Regions from separate parts of the Mus musculus genome. Here region 2 is linked to region 1. The links are chromatin loops, found by intact Hi-C in ENCODE. Cell type or tissue: heart. All regions are shown on one strand.

What was found. A loop is a pair of places that touch in the nucleus more often than their neighbours do. Peaks named below come from ENCODE experiments on the same cell type or tissue, not always from the same donor. Only the 100,000 strongest peaks of a DNase experiment are listed, where the experiment ranks them.
Region 2: a loop joins it to region 1, with 5 times the contacts of the local background. A loop is called at or near these places in 19 of 42 quality-filtered maps.

What each region holds. Positions count from the first base shown.
Region 1 is chr1:182,654,189-182,662,188 of GRCm38, forward strand. No RefSeq gene overlaps it. Among named protein-coding and RNA genes, the nearest start is that of Ccdc185, 91 kb to the right of the region's middle. In heart, a CTCF peak has its summit at 3,792 (motif pointing left); no DNase peak of the experiment used is centred here; H3K27ac peaks cover 1,007 bases.
Region 2 is chr1:182,561,305-182,569,304 of GRCm38, forward strand. It overlaps Capn8 (calpain 8), which reads left to right and starts at 3,703. Exons shown (of 21, transcript NM_130890.2): 1 at 3,703-3,993. The coding sequence starts at 3,757. It overlaps Gm46248 (a long non-coding RNA gene), which reads left to right. Exons shown (of 4, transcript XR_001779884.1): 1 at 1-161; 2 at 483-716; 3 at 2,620-2,749; 4 at 2,844-3,177. In heart, a CTCF peak has its summit at 3,281 (motif pointing left); no DNase peak of the experiment used is centred here.

The DNA.
Region 1 (8,000 bases):
GCTCCCTTTCTCACAGCCCAGTGGCAGCAGCCGGTGTTAGGCTGCTAGGGGATTCGGTGGCTGAGTGCTCTGCTTGAGATAAAATGGAAAAGGTTTGGAGCAGGTTCGGTTAGACTTTTAAAAGTTGTGTGAGGAGGGAGACACTTATGTTGAAGCTATTGATTGTGATCACTGTAAATGCAAACAAATTAGATATTTTTTTGTGAGTATTTTTGTGTGTGTGTGTGTGTGTGTGTGTGTTTTTAAAGAAAATTTAAAAGTCAGGACTTGCCTGAACAGCAAGGGCCAGCAGTAGAATCTGAAGCACCAAGTGGGAGGTTTAATCTGGTGTGTGTGTGTGTGTGTGTGTGTGTGTGTGTGTGTATTTATGTGTGTTTTAGTGCTTATGTGTTTGTGTATATGTATGTTTGTGTGTATTAGAGTGTGTTTGTGTATCTTTGTGTGTGTGTGTGTGTGTGTGTGTGTGTGTGTGTGTGTGTTGGGAGATGTTAGAGATGTGTAGGTGCTTCAAGCATCAGTTTGCCCAAGATTTCCCCAAAACTAGCCAAGGAAGAAAGGAACAGGAGGCACTAGGCTTGACACTGCTATACCGAAGGTAAGATGGTAGGTACTAGAATCACATGTGACCCACTTTGACCCCATTCTTCCAGAAAAGGGGACAGTGTGCCAGTGTCACGGGGAATGAGAGAAGTAGAAGGCTTCCTGGTCAGAGGCTTGGTAAGAATGGACATGTATGCTGCTGCCACTCTTGCCTGTATGGGGTTCTACGTGTGGCGATCACTGCAGACAGGGTGGGTGGATGGCCAGCTTCCTCTTGCGGCATGACAGGCCCAACTGGCCAAGAGCACAGGGAGTTGCTACCCTCAATGCCTTTCAGCAGTGGTCCCCAAAGGGAGGGTATCTGGGAAACAGGACAGGAAAGAACTATGCCTGGTGGATGTGACATAGGGACCAGTAGATCTGACTTCCAGCTTTTCTTCTTCTTTTTTTTTTAAATTTAAAAATATTGTTGATGGTAGTTTTAATGATGGTTATGGAAGGAAGAATAGTAGATATGCCTTACCCATGTGCTGCCTTAACCCAGCAGCCTACTTTTTGTTTCTGGGAGTGAATTAAATCATGTAGAAAATTATTTAATTCATCTAAGTTTTTACTTTATTGGTACAAAATTGTCCATTTATCTTCTTATGACACTTATGTGAAGTTCTATTGGGTTTCATTCCCCTTATATTTTATTTATACTTTTCCTTTGCCAAATTGTGCTCTGGTTTCAAAGGTTTGGCCTGTCTGTATTCTCCATCTGTCCCATGTTGGGACAGGCTTGGCTGGTCACCAGAATGGCACTTTATGGTGGCCCTGCTTTCAGCTCAGAGGTCGTACATTTAACTTGTCACACTAAAAGACTGTGTGGTTTTATACAATCATATATTCTACTGAATTTTCCCCATCTAGACTAAAGCTGTCTCAAGACCATTCTATCAAAATGGAAGGCACACACGCGCACGAGTGTATGTGTGTGTGTGTGTGTGTTGGGGCTGCTTTGAGCATCTTTATAAATGACCTCTTTTTGTTTTGCTTTGTGTGATTTTCTTTGTTTGTTTGTTTGAAGTTTTTGATTGTTTTGACTGTATAACCCAGGCTGGCCTTCAACTAGAGATCCTCCTGCCTTGGCCTCTCAAGTGCTGGAAATATAAGTGTGTACCTCATGCCTGGATGCAAATAACATCTAGTTAACTTCAACACTGACATGTAAGGCAAAGGCAGGTTCCTCCTTTAGAAGTCTCTCCAGGTTTGCATATGCTTGGCCCATGAGAGGTGGTACTATTTGGAGGTGTGGCCTTACTGGAGGAGGTGTGGCCTTGATAGAAGTGTGTCACTGTGGAGGTGGGGCTTTGGGGGTCTCATATATATGCTCAAGTTTGACCACTGTGACAGAGCATCCTTCTGGCTGTCTGCAGGATATAGTCTCCTGCTGCCTGTAGATGAAGATGTAGAACTCTCAGCTCCTCCAGCATCATGTTTGCCTGCATGCTGCCATGTTTCCCACCATGATGATAATGAACCTCTGAAACTGTAAGCCAGCCCCAATTAAATGTTTGCCTTTATAAGAGTTGTCTTGGTCATGGTATCTCTTCACAGCAGTAAAGCCCAAACTAAGACAGTAGGTCATCGATGTTGAGGGCTTAACAACCCAAGATAAGTTTCGCCTCCTCACTTTCACAGTGTTTAAAGGTAGCTGCCAAGAGAATCGAAGTCACCGTAGATGCTCCACAGGAGGGTTGTTTGAGTATTCTAGGTGGATTTGACTGCTGGTGGCTTTCAGAACACATCCATCCATCTCTTGCTATCTGCATCTGGTGATGGCAGAAAATGAGGAGCAGCAGAGTCTTGGCTGACTTTTAATTCTCAGCCTGAGGCAGGCATCCCATTCTCAAGGGCTTTTGTTTCCCGGCAGGGAGACGAGACGTGTGTAGCGATGGACTTTGCCCCTGCCATTCACATACATGCCATTCTCTTATGTGTGGGGTTATTTGTGTAGTGCTTCCCAAATGCCAAATGACTGCTGAGGGGATGACATCATCTTCACATCAAACTCCGAGGATACGGAGGCAAAATACTGCTCACCGAGGTCCCACGGGACAAGAAGGAATTCAAGCTGCCACCCCAGGGCTGCCCACAGGCTCTGGATATCTCTATTTGTGCTTGAAGTTTGCTTCCTTTGCAGGACACATTTCCAATTCAAAGAGAAGATTTTCATAAATTTTGCAGAATGACCATAGAGGTACCAGTACACGGAGGGGACTCAAGAGTCCTGGACGGAAGGATTCTTCCCTATGGACAATGAATTTCCCAAGGACAGTCTTTCAGAAGGGTCTGTGTGGGTTACTGTGTTCCTTATTCACCTACCTTTTGTCTTTGGAAGTGCTATGAATTAAACCCAGGCTCTCACATATGCTGGGAGTGTGCTTTACCACTGAGCCCCACTCGCTGTTCTACTTGGAACTAAAGAGAAATTGAACAGTGTCTTTGGAGTTATGGTGTGGCTTGTTCAGATACTTCTTAGGGAGGTAGAGATGGCAGCCGTTGTCCTCCAAGTCCAGAACTGATCACATAATGATGGAACCTGGAAGCAGTCACACAGCCTCTTCAGGCCAGGCCCAGTGTGTGATTAGAAAGAAGAGTCCCAGACTTGGCTGTAGTTACTACCATCTTCTCAAGCCAGGGCCTCTTTGTGGGGTCAAAGAATGGATAGTTCCAAGAGAGAAGGTTGGAGAAACTGGGTGGAATGGAACAGCTGTGGGTCTCCAAAGGGCTCCATACAACACCATACCCCATATTCCAGACCTTGGCCAATGGCATTCTCTGAAGGTCAGGATTCATTGCTGGCCACCCCTGCCTAGCTCTTCATCCTGAGCTGCATTTATATTAGGGAAAGAAAAGAGAGCAGGCATTCCCAGTTCCTTGCTGCCCCAGGAACATATGTAAGTGGGGCAGACACAGAGACTTCCTGTTCCAGGAAGTACCACACACCTCTTCTCATCTGATGCTCACAGCAGCCCTGTGCAGTCAGCAAGATTAATTCCATTTTACAGGTGAAGAGGCTGGCATTCCAATGCTTACCAACCTGCCTAAGATTATGTAGCTAATTAGGAGTGAAAACCCGGCTCATTCGCATCTCCAATGAGCCACAGACTGTGCATGTCTCTCTGCCGCTTTGGTTTCTGTGGGTTTAAAGCAACTATCATTTTAATCCCTTCAGCTCAAATGGTCTGCTGCCCTCTAGGGGTGACTCTTCCTCGGGCATTTACCCCGGAGTCTGCAGGGCAAGAATTCCTTTTTGATCTCCTTGTTTGATGAAGTCCCTGGTGAAGTCTCAACTTCTCTCTGGCTTCTTGGAAGATGGTGGAAGTACACGGGAAGAATGTTTGCCAAAGGCCATGAGGCCCCTCAGTTAAATCAGATTTTTAACCACTGCAAGTTGGAGAGACTGAGCTGTTTTAGTGAGCCCCTACTGACATCCTGAGCGGCAAGGCAATGTCCCTTGTCTTTGTGTCTCTGTGGGGGAGAAGGCCCTCTGACTTTGCCTCTGAACTACTGTCCTCTTCTCTTGAAAGCCATTTGGATTTTGCTTTTCTGAAGGAAGGGCCTGTGTGAAGCACGTGTTTTAACTTCGGAGTGTTCCCCGCCATGTCCCAGCAATGCCACCAAAGCCCTTCTATTTCCAGATCTGTGGTCAAGGCTCCCATCTCTGCAGGGTCAACTTTGATGTGTCCACAGCTCTTCTGCAGATTTCTGAGCTTCTCCTGCCTGGGCTAGTCAGTCCTTGAATGGCTTGAGAACAAGAGCATGGCAGACCTGGAAATTCTCCTGGTTCAGCATCACCAGCTATCCGGGCTGGTTCTTGGTCTAAGACTTCCACACTAAAGTCAGACACACTCCACAGGAAACTGAGGCAAGGCCGAATCAGCACCAGCCCCTGCTGGTACTCGGATGCCTTATTTCTTAGCTTTTCATTTGCTAAATCCCCACTGTGTACAGAGCAGGCTGCTGGAAGGAGCAGTTGCCTGTGATGGGAGACATACCGCTGAATCTAGATTCTCTCTCAATCTCCTTCCAGTTTGGTTGAGTGTGTGTGTGTGTGTGTGTGTGTGTGTGTGTGTGTGTGTGTGTGTGTGTGGTAGCCTAACACAGCAGCAGACTTCCTTGCAACTGAATGCACTTGTGATCCAGTCTTGAATAACGAACGAACAAGGAGAGCCTTCTATGGACCTTCAGGGAAAGATTGTCTGGCAAGACGAGTTGTCTTTCCTTCTGACAGGATTATGACGGGCCTAGGGGTTGGAACCCATCTTCCACTCTGTGGGATCCAGGCTGACACTGCAGATAGCAAGGAGCAGAAAGCAACTGGCCCTTGGTGACTTCATCACATGGAATTAAGCAAGCTGAGCGCTTCCAGTCTGCAGACTTCTCGATGAGACAGGGGATCAATATCTCTATTGTTCAAGGCTACTCAGTTGGGATATCGCATACTAAGAGAAAAGGAATGCATGCAGGTAGCAGACTCTTTCAGGGAGATTAGCATCCGAAGAAGACAGGAAATGCTCCTGTCAGGCCCTGAAGAGAATTCACCAAGCAACAGCATACCTGTGATTTACAGCTCAGTCTTATTGTACAAGAAGAGACTCCCATAGAACAGTGTGTAAGGCAAATTACAGTTCTCTGGAGCTTTCCTCAAATATTTCTGAGGTAGTCTCCTGGCATTCATAACTGGTGTTCAACTAACGATTGTTCCTAACACGTTGGAATTTCTGTTTTGACAAGTGGTAAGTGGTAAATATCTAGAGATTTCTACCATTAACTTAGTGTGTGAGCCAGGTATCTTTTAACCACATGAATATTTATCTATTCATTGGATTGTTCTAGTAATTTAAGATTTGGTAAATAGAACTTTTTTTTTAAAGATTTATTTATTTATTACATGTAAGTACACTGTAGCTATATTCAGACACTCCAGAAGAGGGCATCAGATCTCGTTACAGATGGTTGTGAGACACCATGTGGTTGCTGGGATTTGAACTCTGGACCTTCGGAAGAGCAGTCGGGTGCTCTTACCCACTGAGCCATCTCACCAGCCCGGTAAATAGGACTTTTGAATCCTTTTGCCTGTGGTCCTGCCTGAATATCAGGGTCTTCAATCACCTCTATTATTCTCAAAGACAAACTTGGGGGCAGAACTCGGATTCTCTCATCCCTTCGTCATCCCAGGTATTTGCTGTTGCCCTGGTTATCATAGATCTAATGCAATATAAACAGGTATTTGGGGCTTGCGTTAGTATTTTTCGGTTGTGATAAAATGTTGTGACCAAGGGGACTCACGGGAGAAAGAATTTATTTTGGATTATGGTTCCAGAGGACTAAGGACCATCATGGGGGAAGGCATGGCAGCAAACAGTAGATATGGCAGTCACAGCAGGAATCTGAGGACCTAAAGATCACTCCCAGTGATGTACTTCCGCTGGCAATGCCACCCACCCAAAGCTTCCCAAACAGGGCTAACCAAGAGTTCAAATACTGAAGCCTAGGGAATAACAGTTCTCATTCAGACCACCCCAGGCTGAAACTCATATAGAAGTTTGTGCTACTCTGAGGAAAAGGACCATGTGCAGAATTTACCACACAGTGCCTCCAAACCTAGCCTCACGTCCCAAACCCTCCTCTCTAGTAGGCATGTGGTAGTTGAAGATTAGAAAGTGGAATTTTGAGAACTGACCCTCACGGTGCATCTGTGGATTGGCGCATGACATCTGTTCTCTCTTCTCAGGAAGCGTAGAATCTGCTTCTGACCCTCTTGTTTACAGAGCTCTGACTACTATGGTTCACCCCTGGCGATAAGATATCCTGGAACTAAGTTTGGAAGCCACAGTGCAGATTAACTCCTTCTTTTCCCCTCATCGTGGTAACAGCAGGGAAGCTCTGGCTAACATGGAGTTTTCCACAGAATTCTGTTCTCTGGCCAGTGTCATCTCTGGGCAACCCAAGCTCAGGACACGAAGGCTTACAACTGCCTATGGTGAGGCAGTGGCAGGGCTCTGTGATCTTTGATACCATTACTATGAAATAAGCATGAACCTCTGGGGTAGGCAAGGGCTGTCAGACTGGACTATTATCCTCTGGCCTGTCTAAGAATCGGTCCAGCATCTGTTGCCTAAGTGAGCATGTCAACTGCAAACCTACAGGGACAGAGGCTCTGATATCCTCTCTCCAGCTTTAGCTGGGGGTTTAGAAAGGTCTCAGAATCCCAGTTGTTGGGTTCTAGAAGCTTCTAGAAGGCCTTGCACTGATAGCTATTACGGTCACGGCTGTGATTTACTGTGGAAACAGATTAAAATCAGTCCGGGAATTATAGCATGGAGCTCCGGTCTCCTCACCCAAGCTCAGGACACAGATGTTTTCTGGCATCGGTGTGGTAATACGCACAGGGCTGGCCAAAAGCATTCCTTCCATTATCTTTTCTGATTAAAATAACAAAGACTTCTGGTTTCCTGTTTGAACCGTACCCGATACAGAGCAAGGAGGTTGATCCTCTGCCATCCCACTTCCAGACAGAAGGTGTGAAATAGACCATAATCAAAGGTCATATGGCACCATGTACTAAAGGCAGTGGGGCACACCAGACAAGGTCCTGAAACATAGGTTCTGACAAACTGATTAGTCAGGTCTCTAGAGTGACAGAACTTGTAGAATGAATCGGAATCTCTTTATAGAGATTATATATATATGGGATTATATATATGGAAATATATATGAAATATCTCATATAGTCATATATATCACATATATACATGATTTATTACATACATATCATATATATATGTGTGTGTGTGTGTGAATATATATATATATATATATATATATATATATATATATATATATATGATTTATTAGAATGACTTACCGGCTGTGGTCCAGCTAACCCAACAATGGTTGCCTGTAAACATAAGGCCCAAGAATCCAGTAGCTGTTCAGTCCGCGAGGCTGGATGTCTCAGCTGGTCTTTCATATACACTAGAATCTCAGAGAAGTAGGCTCTTTGAGAGCAACTTTCTTCTCCCATGCCTTTTATAGAGGCTTCCAGCAGAAGGTATGACAGACTAAAGGTGGGTCTTCCCACCTCAAAGAGTTGGATTAGAACTAGATCTTCCCACTCCAAATTATTTAATTAAGAAAATGTTCCTCACAGGTACGCCCAGCCAATTTTGAGTTTTAGTTTATTCCAGATGTCGTCAAGCTGGCAGCCAAGAGTAATCATCATAGCCTGTGACCCTGGGGTCTTCCGGGACAAGAGGCTTCGAGGCAACTGAGTTCTATGAACTCCCGCTGGCTACGCGTGGTAGAAGCTCAGTATGGATCCTGTCAAGGAATCCATCTAGCTGGGACACTGACCTCAGCTTATGGGAGTGAAAGGAGCCACTGATGACCTGGAGGCCAGGAAGAGAAAG
Region 2 (8,000 bases), 93 kb before region 1:
CTAAGTGTGGTGGTGTTGGGGGAACTTCCCTTGAATATAGATGGCACCACATTTAGAAGGCTTGGAGGCCAGAAAATGGGATGGACCTTCTAGAAGTCAGCCAATCGTGTTCTGGGGCTGCCGTGATGTGAGCTGCTCCGCTCTGTCACACCCTCCCTGCGGTAAGGATGCAAACTGTGGATGGAACTTGATTGTTAGATGTCTCATTACAGTGACTTGGAGAGTGCCATGCCTTTGTTGATTAGCTTCATTTAATTTGCGTAAAGTTTCAGCATCCACTCTTGGGGGATGGAATTTGGGGCCTTGCTCATGTCAGGGGAATGGTGTACTGCGAGCTACCCCCATCTCTTGCTGAGTCCTCTGGGCTAGCCTTGAGCTCACCATCTTCCTGCCTTTGCCTCCCAAGTACTGAGTTCCCAGGTGTATGACATCACACCTAAGTGCTGCATTCATTTTTATGACTAAGTGCTATTCCCTTCTAGGTTCCCCGGGATGTGCTACATTTGGTCTGCTCACCCATGGATTGGTGTGTGCTTGTTTCTCCCCTGTGTCACGAGGGACTCTTCATGCACATGGTGTGAATGGACCTCTACTTGTTATTCTCTAACGGTGGAGTGCTGCTGGGAGCTGCCATGAAACTCCACGGTCTGGCATTTTGCAGAACTGCCAGACTGTTTCCCAAAACATCTGTACCGCTTTCCACTTCTGCCAGCCGCGTAAGAGCACCCCGAGATGCTCTAGGCACCGAGTCCGACTCTCGCTTCCCTTAGCATTCCAAACGTGGGAGGCTCAGGAGGCAAATCCACCAACTTTCACCCACCCATTTCCAGCATGATAGCTATGCAAGACAACAAGCTTTACAAATTTTAATTGCCTGAGAGGCATACTTGGGCCCTTGGGTGTAACCAAGGTGATCTATCTTTCTTGCTGAGGGGACACTACTGCCTGGCTCCCTGTAGCCAAGGAGGGTTTGCCTGTGGGTGAGGCTCAGGGGCCGGCTATTTGCCAAGAGGTGCTTTTATTAAGTAGGAGCTGCCAGGCAGGTGTCTGCACAGACTCCTTGCCTCTGTAATGGATCCCGAGGCTTCCTGGCAGGGAGCTGTCTCTGGCTCTTGCAGCTGTCTCAGGTTTAAAGTTGGGAAGACATCTGTCCAGATGGACAGAGACTGTGGGTACAGGTTGCTTCCTCTTTGGTGCCTGGCTGGATAACAGGTAGACATGTCGGCTCGAGAGGGGCTGCTGTGCCGGGCCTCCCTGAACCATTTACCTTTTTTTTTTTTTTTTTTTTTTTTCGTGACTGGGCAAATGAGGGCTCTATTTGCAGCGGCTCAGACCTGCCTGCCTGATGAGGAAGGGCTTCTTGGTATAGCATCTGGATCGGGAATGAGGCAATTTAGGAAGGGGTGGGGGGGGTGGTGGGAAGGAAGGATAGATGGCTAACCCCAGAGGAGCTCCCTCGTGGGGAAGTAGAATTACCAGCTGTGCAGCTTCTGTGCTTGGAAGAGGAAGGGCTTGCTCTTTTTTTTTTTTTTTTTTTTTTTGTCAGTCTGAGAGGGGGGCGGTGCTTCAGGGAAGCATAGGGAAGAAACACAGAGGAAAAACAAACGCTCCCATGAGTTCTTTATTAACTAACCAGTGACCCTGTCTGGGGCTACCAGGTCTGTAACATCCTGGGTCTATCTATTTATCTACTGGAAATCTATCTACTGGAAATCTAGATATGCGGTTGTTTCTTCATATAACAAATATTTACTGTGTTTCTGGGAGAGTCCTAGGAGCCGGGGACTGAGTGGCAAATAAAACTGGTCCCGATAAGTGTCCTTGTGGGACACAAAGCCTGATGGGGCCGAGAGGCTTTAACTCACTGAGGACAGGAGTCCGTGCTGGGCGAGGCTTTGCGTACTCATCTGATAGTGTGAAAGGAGGGAGGGGCTAAATTTGAGGGGTGGCCTTGGGGAAAAACTTCCGGGGCACAGGTCTGAAGGATGATCAGAGAGCAGAGCAGAAGAGTATTGCAGTTTGGCAGGAACAGCGCCTGCAAAGCCCTGAAGTGGGACAAACACGACATCCCCTAAACAGAAATCAATGCTCCATGGAGGAAGGAGAGACACGGGAACAGGTGGCAAAGTCAGCAGGACGGGTGTGCTCCGGCTCCCACTAGCCACGCAGAAGCCCGGCGTTCCTCTTAGCTTGCTGGGGATGGCCAGAAAACTGTGTTCAGAGCAACCACTGGTTCCTGTGACTCAGCACGAATCTCAGTTAACTAGGCAATAGGGTCAGGAATAAAAATGCCTCCTCCACCCAAATTAGGGCTTCAAGGCTTCTAGGATCTTCAGTGTTCCAGGCAACGTCAGGGGATGGGGTGGAGCTGGGGTTCTGGTTTAGAGGAAGGGTAGGTCAGCCTTGTGCAGGGTGGAAACTTAGCTGTGAACCCTCAGTGAGCCCAACACTGAGCGAGTGTTAACGCAAATAGAGGCGTTGAGGGAGTAATGGGGGCTCCTGAGGCACGGAGGAGCCAAAGCTTTCGTATAACTGCCTCCTGTCCTGGAAGGTCATGCTGACCTTGTATTTCTGGTGAATCACGGGAAACCCTGCTTTTGTCTGTTTCATGTCTGGCAGGTAAACATGCTCTCTCAGAAGCACCAAGCTCAGGGCTGAACACGTGGATGACCCTCAGCGGGAAGACCGGCAGCCTCAGAGGCTGTCTGGTTCAGAGACCAGTGTGAACCCGCTTTAGAATCATCTGCAGGTGAATGGTCTAAAGACTCTGATATGGGTCCTAGAGACTTAGCTCAGAACTGCTGAATCATGATTATTTTATATTCTGTTTTATTTCATTTTAGAGACAGGGTCTCACGTAACCCAGGTTGGATTTGAACTCACCATTTAGCCCACAGTGACCTCAGACTCCTTATTCTCTGGTCTCTACCTCTGAATGTAGATTGTCCTGCTTGTGCGGCAAGCCCTCGTATCCACTGAGGCATCTTACAGCCAGCCCCCAGAACACTCTTTGAGATGGTGGCGATTAATGCAGGTTACTAGGGAGACTGTGTTGTGGGTAAGTAGTTCAGAGAATTCTTGTCACACTGTACTGGCTGCCTGTGTCTTCTGTAACAAACGAACACAAGTGACTGAAAAGAGCAGAAGTTGGAGATGGAGCAATGGCTTAGGGTTTGAGAGAGCACTGGCTGTTCTTGCAAAGATCTGCGTTGGACTCCTAACACCCACATGGAAGCTAACAGTTGTCTGGAACTCCAGTTCTGGGGACTCTGGTGCCCTCTTCTGGCCTCCAAGGACAGATCACTTATGTAGTGCACAGGTGTACATGCAGGCAAGGCACCATGCTCGGTAAAAATGAAAGAGCAGAGGGTTAGTCTCTTTCTGTTCTGGGCACCCACAGACCTAAGTCATTTCCACTGGACTAAAACCAAGGCATGAGCAGGGCCTCTCCTTACAGAGTCTCTGGAGGAGAAATCACCCCAGCCTATCCAACTTGGAGACTCCTGATAGCCTCCATTGTGGTGTCCAAATAGTGAACAGCAGGAGAAGGTGGGGCAGAGTTGCCTGCACCTTGGATACATATTTGACTCTGTTTATGACTCATGTCCCTTTGGAACAGGGCCTCCCTCAGGTGCAAAGTTTACAGGCCACACCTCCTTGGGAGCTGCCTTAAAGGGCAGCATCCCCATAGGGCAGATGTCTGAGAGGACACAGAAGCCCTGCTTTCCTGTCACCTACAGGACGCACAGGCAGGCCATGGCAGCCCTGGCAGCTGGAATATCCAAGCAACGTGCAGCTGCTCAGGGCCTTGGCTCTAACCAGAATGCTGTGAAGTATCTGGGCCAGGACTTCGAGACCCTGAGAAAGCAATGCTTGAACTCAGGGGTCCTATTTAAAGACCCGGAATTCCCGGCATGTCCGTCAGCTTTGGGCTACAGGGATCTTGGACCAGGCTCTGCAGAAACTCAAGGCATCATATGGAAGCGACCCACGGTAAGGCAATAGGGAAGTGACCATGGCAAGGCACAATTGAGTGTCACACAGGGTACAGAGTTGTCACATCAGGTCAAGAGTTGAAGTAAGTAACAGTGCAGGGTTCTGTTTTCAGATCCTATAGTTCTGATATCCGCCTTACTTCCTAACATTATTTCTAAGGAAGAACACACACAAGCTTTAGAGCTGGACAAGTCAGACCTCATGAGTGGCTCTGCTGATGTGGCCTTGGCTCTGCTGATGTGGCCTTGAGCGACAGCTCTCTGAGCTTCAGTTTTTCCACCCTAAAAATAGTGCGGCTGGAACCATTGTATTTCAGTGTGGTTAGGAGAATGAGAAATAAATCTCAGGGTGTAATTGTCCTGCGTGTAAGAGACACAGAACACAGGGTACTTAGCACTGCACAGTGCCCCCGGGCCAGCACACAGGGGAACAAACCAAGGTTAGACACAGTCAGCTAGGGGCAAACTGTGATAGCATCGCTGCTGAGGGACATGGGTTACTGAAGGTCATAGAAGGTTCCACCAAGGCTGGAGAGAAGAGAGAGGTGGAGGCCATCCTAAAGTTGGTGGGTGTGGTCACACTGTGGTCTTGATGTACATGTCCCTGATGATAATGGATGCTGTGCTTTCTATATCATGGGTGCATCCTCTAGAGGGACAACTGTTTAAAACCTTTGCTCATTTCTCAATGGTTCTGCTTGCTTTTTTGTTTGACTTTGCACTTTTGAGGATAACCCTTTCTTTACTTTGGGAGCATATATGTGTATATATATATATATATATATATATATATGTGTGTGTGTGTGTGTGTGTGTGTGTGTATATATATATATTGCATCTAATAATCCTGGACATTAAGGTGTTTGCTTCATTTGCTCTTCTGCATCCTGATAGCCCTTTATTTTTACACACATACAAGAGAAAATATGTGATATTTATCTCTGTGAATTGGGTTCACTTCAGGTAAAATGGTGATTTTTTTTTTTTGCTTCTGTCCATTTTCCTATAAATGACATGATTTTCTTCTTTATAGTGAACAATACTGCACACACACATATAGCCCCACATAACTATATATTTTTTTATTTATTCATCTGTGGATAGGTACCCGGTTGACTCCATACCATGGCTATTGTCAGTAGAGCTACAATAAACATGGGTGCACAAGTGTCACTATTGTAGCTGACTGTGATTCTTTTGGATCTACACCCGGGGGGAGTATGACTGCTTCTGCTTGTTCTTATGCTTCTAAGTAGAAGGTCTACCTAGGCTCTTGTCTCAAGGAACGGAAGACACATTTGTCTACGTGAAGGTTGCCAGATCACACTTGGATTCTCAAGATGAACGCTCTGTTGGGAGGTTGAAATCCCTTAGGGTTTTTCTGTTTACATGGGTGAAATGCGGCAACTCTACCCCAGAGACAGCAGCTGGTTGCGCTGATCTCCAGTGCTCTTAGCTCCTTGTCTCACCGTGTGGGCTCAGCATCTATCCCAAGCTCCTGTGATGTATGTAATGCCCCGTGTAAATGGACTTAGCGCAGCCTGGTCAATATTTTTTTTCTTCTGCCAGAAGTATCCTTTCCCTCGACTTGGCAATTGAGCAGCATATTGATCTTAAGGAGAAATACTTAGTCAAGAGCGAAGCCACACCAAGCACATAATAAGGACCCCGGTTAAGAGACACATGGAGGGGTCGAATTGTTGGAAAGTTACTGAATGGAATGCAGTAGGCTCAGTTTGGAGCATCCATTCTTTCTCTAACTGCTACCTCTTGGATTAGTAGCCTTAGGGTTTCCAATTCAGCCATGATTCTCCTGTGCAGGGAGGTGTCTTGGGGAGCTTTAGCTAGTTAAGGAGGGGACAAAGAATAGGCAGACGCTGAGTGATACTGTGGTGGAGAAGAACGTGGGCTTGGATGTTTCACAGTGGTCAGGGTTCTGGTCCCTCATCTATCATCCACTAGCCGAGTGACTGCGGGTAGGTTACCAACTCTCTCTGAGAACCGGTTTCCTCATCCATGAAGTGAGAATCGCAGTCTTACCCACTTCCTTGGGCTCCAAGTGAGTCTGGATGAAAGAATATGTATAACCTAAGAAAACGAGTTGTCTCTAGCTGGCATTCCATGACAGAATGTCCAGAGAGTACCCATTAAATGGATAAAATGCACGGGAGCTCAGCGAGGAATCACTGAAGCTCCACTGTGCAATTAGACAGGAAAATTAGGGAAGAGAGCTGAGTCAGAATTGGTGGAGAAAGAGGGCATGGGTGAGAGCGAAGGTGCTGGGCTATGGAAGGGCGTGCAAGCAAGATGTTCAGAGAGGGCAGTGGTCCAGGGTCCTTAGAGCAGATAAGACATGGTGGGCAACAGGCGAAGCCTAGAAGCATTCAGTGGACCAGGTCTTATCTCCCTGTGGGTTGTGGGACTGGGGACTTTCTGTGACTCTTGTAGGGTCCATGTAACATCCGGGTCATGGCTTTTTTTTTTTTCCTGAATGGTTTTGCCAGCATTCTCTCTTCTTACTCAAACCTAAGATTGTAGCAGAGCTTAGTAGACATTGAATATGAGTGTCTTTAGCTTCTGTCACGTGAACGGTGTGATGGAATTGAGCAGACAGGGCAGAGAGCCACTTTGGAAGCAACAGCATCATCTATGGTTATTAGTTGAGTTTGATTGATTTCCCCAATACCTTGCTCATGAGGATACAAGGGACGTGAAATGATGTATGAAATGGAACCAGAACAGAGGTTGAGGACCAAGCCCAGGGTCCCTGGGTTCCTAGAGTGAGAAAACATGAGTCTGCAGGGGAGACCGAGACAGCGTATTGAGAGACATGAAACTCAAGAGCTAAGAAGACACACACCACAGAGGAAGGCTTTTTGAGGGAGAGCAAGCCAACGGCAGCAAATGTTAAGGAGCCCCCAGTGAGATGGGTTAGAAGATGCTCAGTCTGGGGCTACTGGTGACATAGGAGATCAGTTTTAAGGAGTTGTGAAGAAGGTAGATTTCATGGGACTGATGGATGAATGAATTAAAATATTTTTATTAATTATTAAAGATTTTTAGATATGCTTGAATGGCTGTTGATCATATTCACCCCAACCCTTCCAACTTCTTCCAGACCCCACCCCTCCACCTTCCCACCCTGTCCCTACTTCATGAGTCCCTGAGGGTCTGACCCTGTCTAGAAGACATTGCTTTGCTCTGTTCATCCCAACCTCTGGCTCATACAGTCCTCTGACCCCTCTTCTGAGATGGCCCCAGAGTCTTGAGGGGAGGACGTGGGACACGGTTGTTCCATTTGTGGCTGAGCACTTGAGTGACACTCAGTTTCTGCATTCTGAACCACCACTTGCTGTAAGATTGGTGGTACAGACATACACATTTAGAGCAGTTTGGTACTATGTCCATTTAGCAGAATAACAGTAGGGGGGGATTTTTAAAAAACAGAATTGTTTAAGGAAGGAGACTCGTTCAAAACCCCATTCAATGTGCTTTCTTCCTTCTGTCTCGAAGTTACTTCCTTCTTTATACAAGCGACATTTAAATTAAAAAATTTTCCAATCTGCTACTTTTTAGCTAGCCTTTTCAAACTCCCCCACCTTTTAGTTGTCAGGAAATAATGGTCCAGAGGATGGGAGCTCATGAGCACCTGAGAGCAGCACTGTAGCTATGGCTTTTATATTTAATGGAGTGTGTGTGTGTGTGTGTGTGTGTGTGTGTGTTGTGTATGTGTTGTGTGTGTGTGCTGTGTATGAATGAGTGTGGTATGTGTGTGGTGTGGTGTGTATGAGCATGCTGTGTGTGGTGTGTGTAAGTATATGTGTGTGTGCTGTGGTAGGTAGTGTGTGTTGTGCTATGTATTATGTATGTTGTGGTGTGTGTTATATGTATGTACTGTATGTGGTGTGTATGTATGTGTGTGTTCTGTGTATAGTATGCATATGTGTATGTGCGTGTTGTGGTATGTGCTGTGTGTTGTGGTATGTGTTGTATGTGTGTTGTGAT